Linked DNA regions of Homo sapiens: region 1 is linked to region 2. A link is a loop called in an ENCODE intact Hi-C map of the cell type or tissue named here. Cell type or tissue: sigmoid colon. All regions are shown on one strand. Each heading gives the region's core, and the rest is flanking DNA. Links, peaks and the distances in the headings are about the cores only. Region 1 overlaps RREB1 (ras responsive element binding protein 1). Region 2 overlaps RREB1 (ras responsive element binding protein 1).

Region 1 (5,371 bases), core at 155-5,154, 52 kb after region 2:
CATTTCAAACGCTTGTATCTTCCACAAGTCATTTTGGTTTTCTAAGGAGTGTCATCCTGAATTCTGGGAATTCGAAGCCCAGATTTAAGGTAAATCACCTGCCCTGGGATTGCTTAGCTTGCAGCTCGTCCCTGGGGCAAAGTGGAGAATCCCGTTGCTGCTGCACCCTTTCCCTGAGCATGTCAGAAAGGCCAGCCCGGCGACCTCAGGGCCTGTGAAAGAGTTGCAGGATATTGCCTAAAACTCTATGCAAACTGCTACTGAACTTTACCCTAGCTTCTTACCAGAAGCTGGAAATGTGACCGAAGATACTTAGATTCACTTCAGAGATGTGTCCCAGAACACTCCCATTTCTACCATACATTGTCATGGTGTCAGCCATGCTGTATTCAGGTGCTGCAGTTAGTTGGGAGAGAAGCAGCTTGGTGAATATAGGGAAGAAAGAGCTGCATCCCTGTGGCAGCCAGTAGTGTGTACTTCCGTAATTAACCAAACGTGAAGCTGACCAGGATTGGTTTCAGCAGCAACTGAAGTCAGAGGGGTTTTTATTTCCTGGTCGCCAGATAGCATGGCGACTGTGTCAGCAGCTGTTCTCATTGGCCAGGGGATTGCATTTGGGAAAAGCCAAATTATATTTATTTTAAATTGTCCAACTTGTGGGCTGGGACAGGATTTTTTTTTTTTTTTTTTTTTGAGATGGAGTTTTGCTCTTGTTGCCCGGGCTGGAGTGCAATGGCACTATCTTGGTTCACTGCAACCTCTGCCTCCTGGGTTCAAGCAATTCTCCTGCCTCAGCCTCCTGAGTAGCTGGGATTACAGGTACCCGCCACCACGCCCAGCTAATTTTTTGTATTTTTAGTAGAGATGGGGTTTCACTATGTTGGCCAGGCTGGTCTCGAACTCCTGACCTCAGGCAGTCTACCCGCCTCAGGCGTGAGCCACCGCTCCCGGCCGGGGACAGGAATTTTTTTAGAAGACCATCAAGGTGAGCTCCTGCCTTCAAGGTTTTGGCAATCCAATAGGGGAAGCAGATGGGTGAATTGAGGAGTTAGGAGAATCATCCCAGGGACTACCTGGAATGTTGGAGGATAAATAGTGTAGCATCAGTAGCTCGCATGCTGGAGGATGCCACAATGTTTGTAAAGTATTTTAACAAGCACTCCTTTGAACCTATATTGTAAGGTAAGGAGGGCAGTGTTATCAGCTTCATTTTTCAGCTAGGAGAACTGAGGCTCAGAGTTCGGTGGCTCCATTGATGGCAAGCTGGATTTCCAGGCCAAAATTTAAGACTCCCCATGTCAGGCTGGGCACGGTGGTTCACGCCTGTAATCCCAACACTTTGTGAGGCCGAGGTGGGAGGATCACTTGAGGTCAGGAGTTTGAGACCAGCCTGTTCAACAAAACTCCATCTTTACTAAAAATACAAATTTAGCCGGGTGTGGTGATGCATGCCTGTAATCCCAGCTACTCGGGAGGCTGAGGCAGGAGAATCACTTGAACCCAGGAGGCAGAGGTTGCAGTGAGCCGAGATCATGCCACTGCACTCCAGCCTGGGTGACAGAGTGAGACTCCGTCTGAAAAAAAAAAAAAAAAAAAAAAGATTCCCCATGTCATGTGCTTTTAAAGTTATGCTGTAATGGTTTATTCTTGCACATGCTTTTGGAATCTTAAGGTATTATGCAGAGAGGACAAGTGTTATGCAAGATAGATTGTCCCCTTAGAAGTGCAGAATCTGGAAGTCAGAAGAGTCTTCTAACCTGGTCTCCCACCCATTGCCGGACTGGGGTTTTTTGTTTGCTTTTTAATTAACTAGTGGTTACCCACCCTCTGCTTGAAGACTCCTGGGGACAGCGAGCTCATTACCTTATCTGGCCTGTATCCATCTGAGGGCTTAGTTCAAAGCTCTGGTTTAAAGAATCATGGAGCTCCAGAGTTACTTGTTTGTGCCTCATTCCTTCCATGGTGGACCTGTGCAATGAGTGTGCCCCTCTTCCACACACCAGTCCTGCAGCTTTTGTAGCTGGCTCTTGTCTCCATTCTGTTAGCCATTTCCAGTTTTCCCCTTGACTTGGTTTCCCAATCCTCTAGCTTGCTAATGACCCTTCTCCAAATGGTTTTTCAAAGACCCTTCTTGTGCTACAGTGGAAAGTACAAGATTTTTGGAGTCAGACAACCCCAGGCTAGACTCCTGGCTCCGCCCTTTAAGAGCTGTGCTATATCTAGCAAATAACCTAATCATTACCTTACAAGATGTGGGGGAGGATTAAATATATGTAAAGTGCCTAGCATATTTCTAGCATAGAGTTTATGTCACAAGTGTTAGTGCCCTAGGTTATCAGGGAAGTGGGTGCTCTGGAAAAAATATAATTGGATGCACATTAGATTTCCAGTATACTCTGACTTGAATCCTGTTTTCTGTTACTTATAGCAACATTCTTTTCTGTTTTCAAATTCCTCAACCAAGGTGTGTTGTGGAGGCCTCTTCCTACCCTTTCTTGCACCTGGGTCTACCTGATAAGCCAGGAGAGCAGATCTTAGGGTGGGACAGGGCAGGGGAGCTGCTCAACTTAATTCCCTGTGGGACATCTTTAGCCTTGGCCCAGGAAACCCTGCCTTGCCCTGGGGGTAGGTGAGGGTGCCCTGTGGGCCCTCTGCCCCTGTGGTCCAGCATGGGTGCTTCCTTATTAGAGCATAGTCCACCTTGGGCACCCAGAGTAGAGACGATACATGTTTCTGCTAAGTTAGGCAAGAAAGTGATGAAATACCAGGGTCCTGGCAGGCAGGCTGAAAAACAATGTTTAGGAAAAGTCTGGCTTTTTTGGGGAAAGGGCCAGGGACTCAACTCTTCCCACAGCTGAGTGCCGAGGGCTGCTGTGTCCCCTCCCAGGGGAGCCGGGTGCTGTGTGACAAATGGCTGCCATTTAGCAGCTGTGTCTTGGCCTTGCAAATCTGGCAGTAGTTAGATCCTGGCAGGAAGACATGCTCCCTGGAGAAGAGCTACAAGAAGTGGAGTCAGCTTCTTCATAGTCCTCATGTACTAGCAGGAAAGCTTATCACTGGGACTGTGCCCCATTTCCTTCCTTTAAAGAAGCACAGAGCCTTGCAGAGAGGTGCAGGAAGAAGAATGGGGTACCACAGGATGGTTTTATCTGGCATTGTCCAGAAAATCTCCCTAGCTCTCCCGTGGATCATGTTTTAAATACTCAATCTGACTGACGTAGATAAATTTGGTAGGCAGGGACCCTGTCTCCCCAGTCAATGTGTGCCTCCCTGCTGAAGTTATATTTAATGTAATAATTTAAATGTCCAAGTGATTTTTAAGAGAAGCTGCTTCCTGCATGGAACCTATTACTCTGCATTAAGCTGCTCCTTCCCCCACACTTTACAAAATATTGAAGTTTTCCTTTACCTAAGAACAACCGACATTGCTTTTGAAAAGGAGCATCAGTAGCTTGTGTTATTTCTAATAAAATGCTCCAGGTCAAGACCAGCGGGGTATTTGAAACCTAGTCAGAGTAAGGAGCAGACACCCTGGCCTGTGAGAATGACCTCTGATTTTCCTTCCTCCACCCTCTGGTCCCATTAAGAGATAAACTGTAGTAGATGGTGAGCAGTTTCCAAGGCTGTAAGAGGGAACCCCAGGGCTGCGTGTCTCCCCTTGAGGTCATCTCCCTAACTGTTCTCCCCGTCACCTGCCCCTTGTTGCTCACTCCTCACTGCCCAGGAGCAGCAGAGAGGTGAGGGAGGGTATCCGGGGCCACCAGGAATCCTGGCTGAAGGGCTCAGGTTTGGAGGTGATCCACAACCACCTCCAAGGAGCTTTTCGGGAAGTACCACAGGCTTGGCAACTGCTGTTTGCTGGAGAGAAGGCTTTTAGGATCCAGGGCTGCGTGAAGGCCCAGGCCATGTGGTTTTGCCAGCCATGCACTGCAGGCTGGCCTTGCCTGTCTGAAGCCTACCTCTGATGTGTGTTTGTTCCTGAGGAAGCCCTGCATAGATCCATTCCTCCCTGTCCCTCATTTATTATTATTTTTTATTGTGGTAGATAAAGCCAGAGTTAGAAATGGGGATCTTTGTCTCTGACCCAGGGCCTTGGTTTTTGCTCTGGAGGTGTATGATAAGCCAAGCAGCTTCTCCCAAATCCTCACTAAAGGAAGGTTTTCAGTGAGATCCTGAGCTTCTTCATGAGCTGGTTCTCAGGGCTGGATGGAAGCCTCCAGAGAGCTGTTAACTCAGAAACTCACACTGCTGTGCCAGCCCCCAGAGGGTTTCTGACTCGGTAGGTCTGGGGTGGGACTGAGAATTTGCATTTCTAATAAAGGGCTGGATGCTCATGCCCTTGGGGTTTGTTTGGTGGAGGGTCTGTAGTAGTTAATTTCTCCCTGCCTCGTGTTGGTGGATCTTCTCTGCAAGGTCAGCTCATCAGATAGGACTAGACTGTTCAGGATTCAGGCAGAGCCTCCTTTGCTTGGCTGCTTCTAGAACACAAGGGTATATAACGTGAAGTGCCCCATCACTTTGCAGAGCAAGCGTAGTGTTTCCAAACTCTTGCCCGCTGCAACGAACCTTTTAGACTGAGGTGGAAGTCCAGTTCTGCCTCCTGCCAGGGAGAGGAGGGCAGAGGTGAAGGGGGAGGAGAGCACTCCGCCTTCCTGCCTTGACGGGGACGGAAATGGAAAGCCAGGTGCAGAGCATCTGGAAGGGCAGCAGTGATGCAGAGCGAGATTATTAGAAGTCAGAGAACGTGACTAAGGGAGCACACCTGTGCTCTCCAGCCATGGGCCAGGAGTCGCACACTTTTCCAAAAGAAATTTAACAGAGTTCAGCAACTGGATTTATTACATTGCTCTACCACGCAGCAGCTCTAGGATCTTGGAGACAAGTGACTCAGTCCCTCTCAACCTTTGTCTTTATGGCTGTACACTGGGAACAATCCTCATGGTTGTTGTTTTGAGGATTAAATGAGACAGTGCATGTGGCACATGGTGCTCAAAAATGGTTAGCCATGATGAAGTGTGATGGGTGTGATGGCAACATTAGAGGTGAGTGTGTCCTGGAATTTGGAACCACGAGCCATGGGTCAGTGGGAGTCATGTGGAACATGGCCATGAGGGATGAGGTCAGGAGAGGGGTGCAGGCAGATATTCTGGGGCAAGGAACTGAGCAGAAAGGGTAACCAAGGGGACTGGTGTGCGACGGGGCCAGAAGGTGGACTGAGGCCAGAGCATGGAGACTCTTGAATGGCAGGTTAAAGAGCCTGACCATTAGTCTTTTTTTTTTTTTTTGGAGATAAAGTCTGGCCCTGTTGACCAGGCTTGAGTACAGTGACGTCATGCTAGCTCAGTGCAGCTTCGCACTCCTGGGCTCATGC
Region 2 (5,371 bases), core at 91-5,090:
GCCCCCAGGGGACTTTTGGCACTGTCTGGAGACATTTTTAAGTGTTTCTGGTGGGGGGGGGGGCGGCAGCGGGGAGCTGCTACTGGCCTTTAGTGCATAGACCCCAAAGATGCTGTTCCACATCTTGGAGTGCACAGAACGACCCCCATACGTCAGCAGAGCTGAGGTTGAGAAAGCCTGCTTGAAAGGTACAGTAGTCGTGGCCTGGGTCTCATCTACAAGTCCACTGGGTGCGCTGCCTGTATTGCATGCGATATATTTAGAAATCTGAAATTCCATAAAGCAAGTAAGCTCTTATTTGCCTCTGAGGTACCATGGTTGGCAAGTTCGAAGTTTCACAGAAAATTTGGGGTTGAGGAAAATGTTAAGTGGCATTAAATATATTTGAAAACCCCGTAGTAAATGAAAATTCTAGAAGTCATCTACTTCTAAAACAAACTAGATTCATTGGCTTTGTGAAGCTGTTGTGGTCGATGGCTCAGCTTTCCCAGTCACCTCTTCAGTTATTTGGGAAACTTGCTCTGGTGCTGTCATCTGCAGCCTCCTTCATGTTCTAAGTTATGTGGAGTATACCTTTTTTTTTTTTTAAGTGTTTGAACTAGCCCTTACTTGCTTAACAGTTAATGTTTTTGCATTCGTAGTCTCCCTTGTTTTATTTTCTCAAGTTTTTGCAAAATTCTTACATAACCGTCTGCCGTTTTTATAGGGCAGTGTTTCTGAGCCGGGTGCTCTGTCCATACATCTCCTCTTGAGAGGGTGGATGGCTGCCAGCTGCTGTGGTTGGGAGGGATAGGGAGGGAGTAAGGGGATGCAGGGTAGGAGGCGGTGATTATTTTTATGTTAAGGGACCCCAGGCCTCAGACCAGAAATGTCTAATATAGTGTCAGGAGTGATCTTTTAGCCAGCAAGTGTTAACTGATCTGACCCTTGGCCTTCCCCCCCACCCCCCAGCCTATCACACAGACAGGAGGTAAGGAAACCATAGAGGGGAGAAGAAAACAGGGAGACAGAGATCGAATTCCAGAAAAGGAAGGGCTGCCAGTGGTAGGCAGAGTCACCCCTAGAGTGGCCTGGGCTCCCACTTTATAGACATGTGCAATACTTGAAGATAGCTCTTTTTACATCTAAACCAGCGGTTAGTCAGTGTCCCATTGGTGTCAGTCGCACTGATGGTGCTCAGGGCCATTGCTCTGCAGCCACCTTTGCAGTCCCATACGTGGTAACGAGTCCTGTTCCTGCAGAACGCACTCTGCGTTCTGGTGCTTTTCTGTCTTCTCGTCTAACCTATAAACTGCCAACTCCCAACTCTATATCTCCATTTACAACTTCTCCCAAGCTTGAACCTTTTGTCACCCTGATCACCCTGCAAGTACCTTACCCTGCAGGTACTTGTAAAAATGAAAGTCCTCTCCCTTCCTTCTGGAAGGTGATCACCATCCACCCAGCCTTCTAGGCCAGGAGTCTTACTGCCGTCCTGACGTATGTCTGTCCTGCCCCAATGTTCGATCAGTCACCAGGCCCTCTGCAAAACCACACTCCAGTCTGGCCCTGGCATTGGCTGTTCTATCGTTTCTGACCTAAGGCCCTCATCAAGTCACAAACGCCTCCCAAGTTAATTTCCTGCCACCAGTTTCTCCTTACTGCAGTTCATCCTCCACTCTGCTGCCAGAATCATCAGAACTAAAGCCGTGCGTGGTGTTTGCCTGCTTAAAAACATCTCTTGGCTCTCTGTTGTCTACAGGAAGAAATCCAAACTCCTTAACTTGGCATACAAGGAACTTCGTCTGCTTCCAAGCTGAATTTCTAGTCTCAGCTCTTGTCACTCTCTTCTACCCCACTGCCACACTGAATTGATTCTTACTGCCTCCTGTTGCCTGGATTGTTCATTCTGTTGCATCCCCATCCCCTTCCTTCAGCAATAAAAATTTTGTACTCTTTTTTTCAAGACCCAGCTTAAATACTACCTCTTCTATGGAGAATTAGCTCTTCTGTTGTGAGTAACTTTTACCCCCATCTGTCAAGTCTTGTCTGTTGTAATTTATCTCTTAACATGTTTCTCTCACTTCAAGAATATTTTCCCATCTCCTGCACCTAGAACGATTGCATAGTTGGTGCTCACTCACCACTGTGTGTTGATTTCTGATACAAAAATGAGAGTTTCTGAAGATTTTGGAGAATAGCCACATGTAATTTGGAAGCTAAGGCCTAAATAGTGCTACAAATTCAATGAAGGAAATAGACATGAACTAACGATTTCAGCATACCCATCATGCAGAAGGTGGTGCTAGGTGGGAAAGAATTAAGTTCTTTGGTGGGAAAGAATTTTGAATTACAGAAATTCTAAAATAAAAGTTGGCTCAGCTTAATGTAAAAGTGAAAAAAACTCCTTGTTAATGCCTGGTTGCACTAAAAGCTGTCACACTGGGGCCTTTACTAATTATAACCATTTTTCATGGCTCTTGATTTGAAGTTTACATTAAATAGGAGAGATGGGCACACAGATCAAAGACCAAAATCATTTCAGAGCTCCAATGTGTGGGCCCATTTTCTCTGCTTAGTTAGAGTTTTGTTTCATTAGTGGTATGAGTTAATAGGAGTGTTGGTCTGTGTATAATTTAGCTTCTCTTTTTTCCATTACTCGTAGGATTCAAAACAGAATACCAAGCCAGAAATCTACAGGGTATAAATCTTGCTTTATGTGTTTGTATGTGTCTGTGTATGTGCAGTATACACGTGGTAATAGTTGATTTTAGATCATATTTATAAAAATAATCATTTTCACTGTTTTAAGGGAGCTCCCTTTATTCTGACACTTCAGTGTAAAAAACAAAACATTTCTCTGAATATACAAAATCAAAATCTTAATTTTCTCATAAAAGAGGTAGATATGTCTTCAGAAATAGGGGAGATAACCAGGAAGATGGGGTGGGTGTTCTGAAACACAAAGGTGAACCATGTGAATAGGTTTCCTGTTTTTTTTTTTTTTTTTTTTTTTTTTTTTTTTTTTTTGAGACGAAGTGTTTTACTCTTGTCACCGAGGCTGGAGTGCAATGGCGCAGTCTTGGCTCACTGCAACCTCCGCCTCCCAGGTTCAAGCGATTCTCTTAGCCTCCCGAGTAGCTGGGATTACAGGCGCCTACCACCACACCCAGCTAATTTTTGTATTTTTTTTAGTAGAGATGGGGTTTCACCATGTTGGCCAGGCTGGTCTTGAACTCCTGACCTCAGGTGATCTGCCCACCTTGGACTCCCAGAGTGCTGGGATTACAGGCATGAGCCACCGCGCCCCACCAGATTTCCTTTTTAAACAATGAATTTTTATTTTTTATTTTTTTGGAGACAGGGTCTCTCTATGTTGCTCATGCTGGTCTCAAATTCCTAAACTCCTGGGATGGAGCAGTCCTCCTACCTCAGCCTCCCAAAGTGTTGAGATTACAGGTATGAGGTATGAGCCACTGAGCCTGACATGAATTTAAAAAAGCAAAAAGAAGAAAATGACATAGTGTGTGGAAGTTCTTGGTATTTTTTATACAAGATGAAATCCTGGTTGATTAAAAATATATTACTATAAATATTTTTTAACAAGTGCTTATCTGCTAACTAGAGTTTAGGCTCAGATTTGGCAGATACATTCAGATATAATATTCTAACGTAGTTTTATTTATCAGGAGGCTCATATATTTTCCTCTTCAATACAGAAAATAGTTTTTTGTTTTCTTTTTGAGACAGAGTCTTGCACTATCTCCCAGGCTGGAGTGCAGGGGTGGAATCTCAGCTCACTGCAACCTCCACATCTTGGATTCAAGCGATTCTCCCACCTCAGCCTCCTGAGTAGCTGGGATTACAGGCGCATGCCACCACACCTGGCTAATTTTTGTATTTTTAGTAGAAACAGAGTTTCACTATGTTGGCCAGGCTGGTCTCAAACTCCCAACCTCATGTGATCTGCCCGCCTTGGCCTCCCAAAGTGCTGGGATTACAGGTGTGAGCCACCGCTCCCGCCCAGAAAATAGGTTATTTTAAAGTCAGTTTTTCCTTTGCTTTAGGAATTTTAAATGTTTTGGAGGATAATTTTATAAAACTAGTGAACATCTCAAACAGGTTTTCTATGGCTTGGTTAGTTAAATCTGTATGTATTTGGCTAAAGTGTTCTATTAAAAGTTTAAAACCAAGTATAGTTTAAAGGAGGCTTAACTTGCGTGTCTCTGAATTTGATTTGTATTTAAATCATGAAAAGAAGGTTTCTGAGAACCATTTGTTCAAAAGCTTAATAAGGCTTCACAACCTCCTGTCCTGGAGTGTGATTCAGTATGAGATTTAGCGTCCTTTTGAAAATAGTCAGTTTTTCACCACCAAATTTGCCAATCCCATGGTGTTTTTTTTAATTTTTTTTTTTTTTTTTTTTTTTTTTTTTTAGAGACAGGGTTTCACCATGTTAGCCAGGCTGGTCTCAAACTGCTGACCTCAGGTGGTGCACTCACCTCGGCCTCCCAAAGTGATGGGATTACAAGCGTGAGCCACTGCACCTGGCCTCCCATGGTGTTATTATTTTTTTAACATTTACAGATTTTTATTGATTCAATACATATTTGAATATCCACTATGCAAGGCTACTGTGTTAAGCACCAAGTTTACTGGTATGGGAAAGATAGTTGAAAGCCTCGTAGAGGATATATTGCATCAAAAGAAATGGCAGGCGTGGTGGTTCACGCCTGTAATCCCAGCACTTTGGGAGACCAGCCTGGCTAGTATGGTGAAACCCCATCTTTACTAAAAACACAAAAATTAGCTGGGCGTAGTGGCGGGCGTCTGTAATCCCAACTACTCAGGAGGCTGAGGCAGGAGAATCGCTTGAACCCTGGAGGCAGAGGTTGAATGAGCTGAGATCGTGCTACTGCGTTCCAGCTCGGGTGACAGAGCGAGACTCCATCTCAAAAAAAAAGAAAAGGACACGTGTTCAGCAACTAAGAAGTCATTTTTATATACACGTGCTAAGTGCCACCAGTGTGTGGCCTTTGTGTGTGGGGGAGGAGTGAAAGATGCTGGGAGGCCGGTCAAGGAAGGCACCTTGTGGAAGTGACATTTGAGCTAATAGCTGAAGGATGGGTGAGAGGAAAGAAAAAGCGTCAGAAAACGGCTTGTACAAAGACCCTGAGGTTGGAGAGAGGTGTGCGTCCAGGAAAATGAGAAAAGCACAGTGTTTGGAGGAAGACAAGACACAGAACCAGTGAATTACAGGGATGGTGCGGTAGATAAGGGCTAGAGCAGGCTGCTAGGAACTCTGGGAAGCTACGAAAAGTGTTAGGCCAGATTAGCATGATGAGATTTGCATTTTTAAAGATTATTCCTACCCAGAGTTGAGAATAGACCT

What was found. Hi-C counts contacts between places; a loop is a spot of excess contacts. Peaks named below come from ENCODE experiments on the same cell type or tissue, not always from the same donor. Only the 100,000 strongest peaks of a DNase experiment are listed, where the experiment ranks them.
Region 1: a loop joins it to region 2, with 2.6 times the contacts of the local background. A loop is called at or near these places in 16 of 110 quality-filtered maps.

What each region holds. Positions count from the first base shown.
Region 1 is chr6:7,166,678-7,172,048 of GRCh38, forward strand. All of the region lies in intron 1 of RREB1 (ras responsive element binding protein 1), which reads left to right. Among named protein-coding and RNA genes, the nearest start is that of RREB1, 61 kb to the left of the region's middle. RefSeq lists enhancers at 1-73, 2,291-2,792, 2,793-3,292. In sigmoid colon, for the core only: no CTCF peak of the experiment used is centred there; a DNase peak (open chromatin) is centred at 2,814; H3K27ac peaks cover 2,608 bases.
Region 2 is chr6:7,114,417-7,119,787 of GRCh38, forward strand. All of the region lies in intron 1 of RREB1 (ras responsive element binding protein 1), which reads left to right. Among named protein-coding and RNA genes, the nearest start is that of RREB1, 9.1 kb to the left of the region's middle. RefSeq lists a silencer at 1,040-1,334 and an enhancer at 4,572-5,147. In sigmoid colon, for the core only: no CTCF peak of the experiment used is centred there; no DNase peak of the experiment used is centred there; H3K27ac peaks cover 1,846 bases.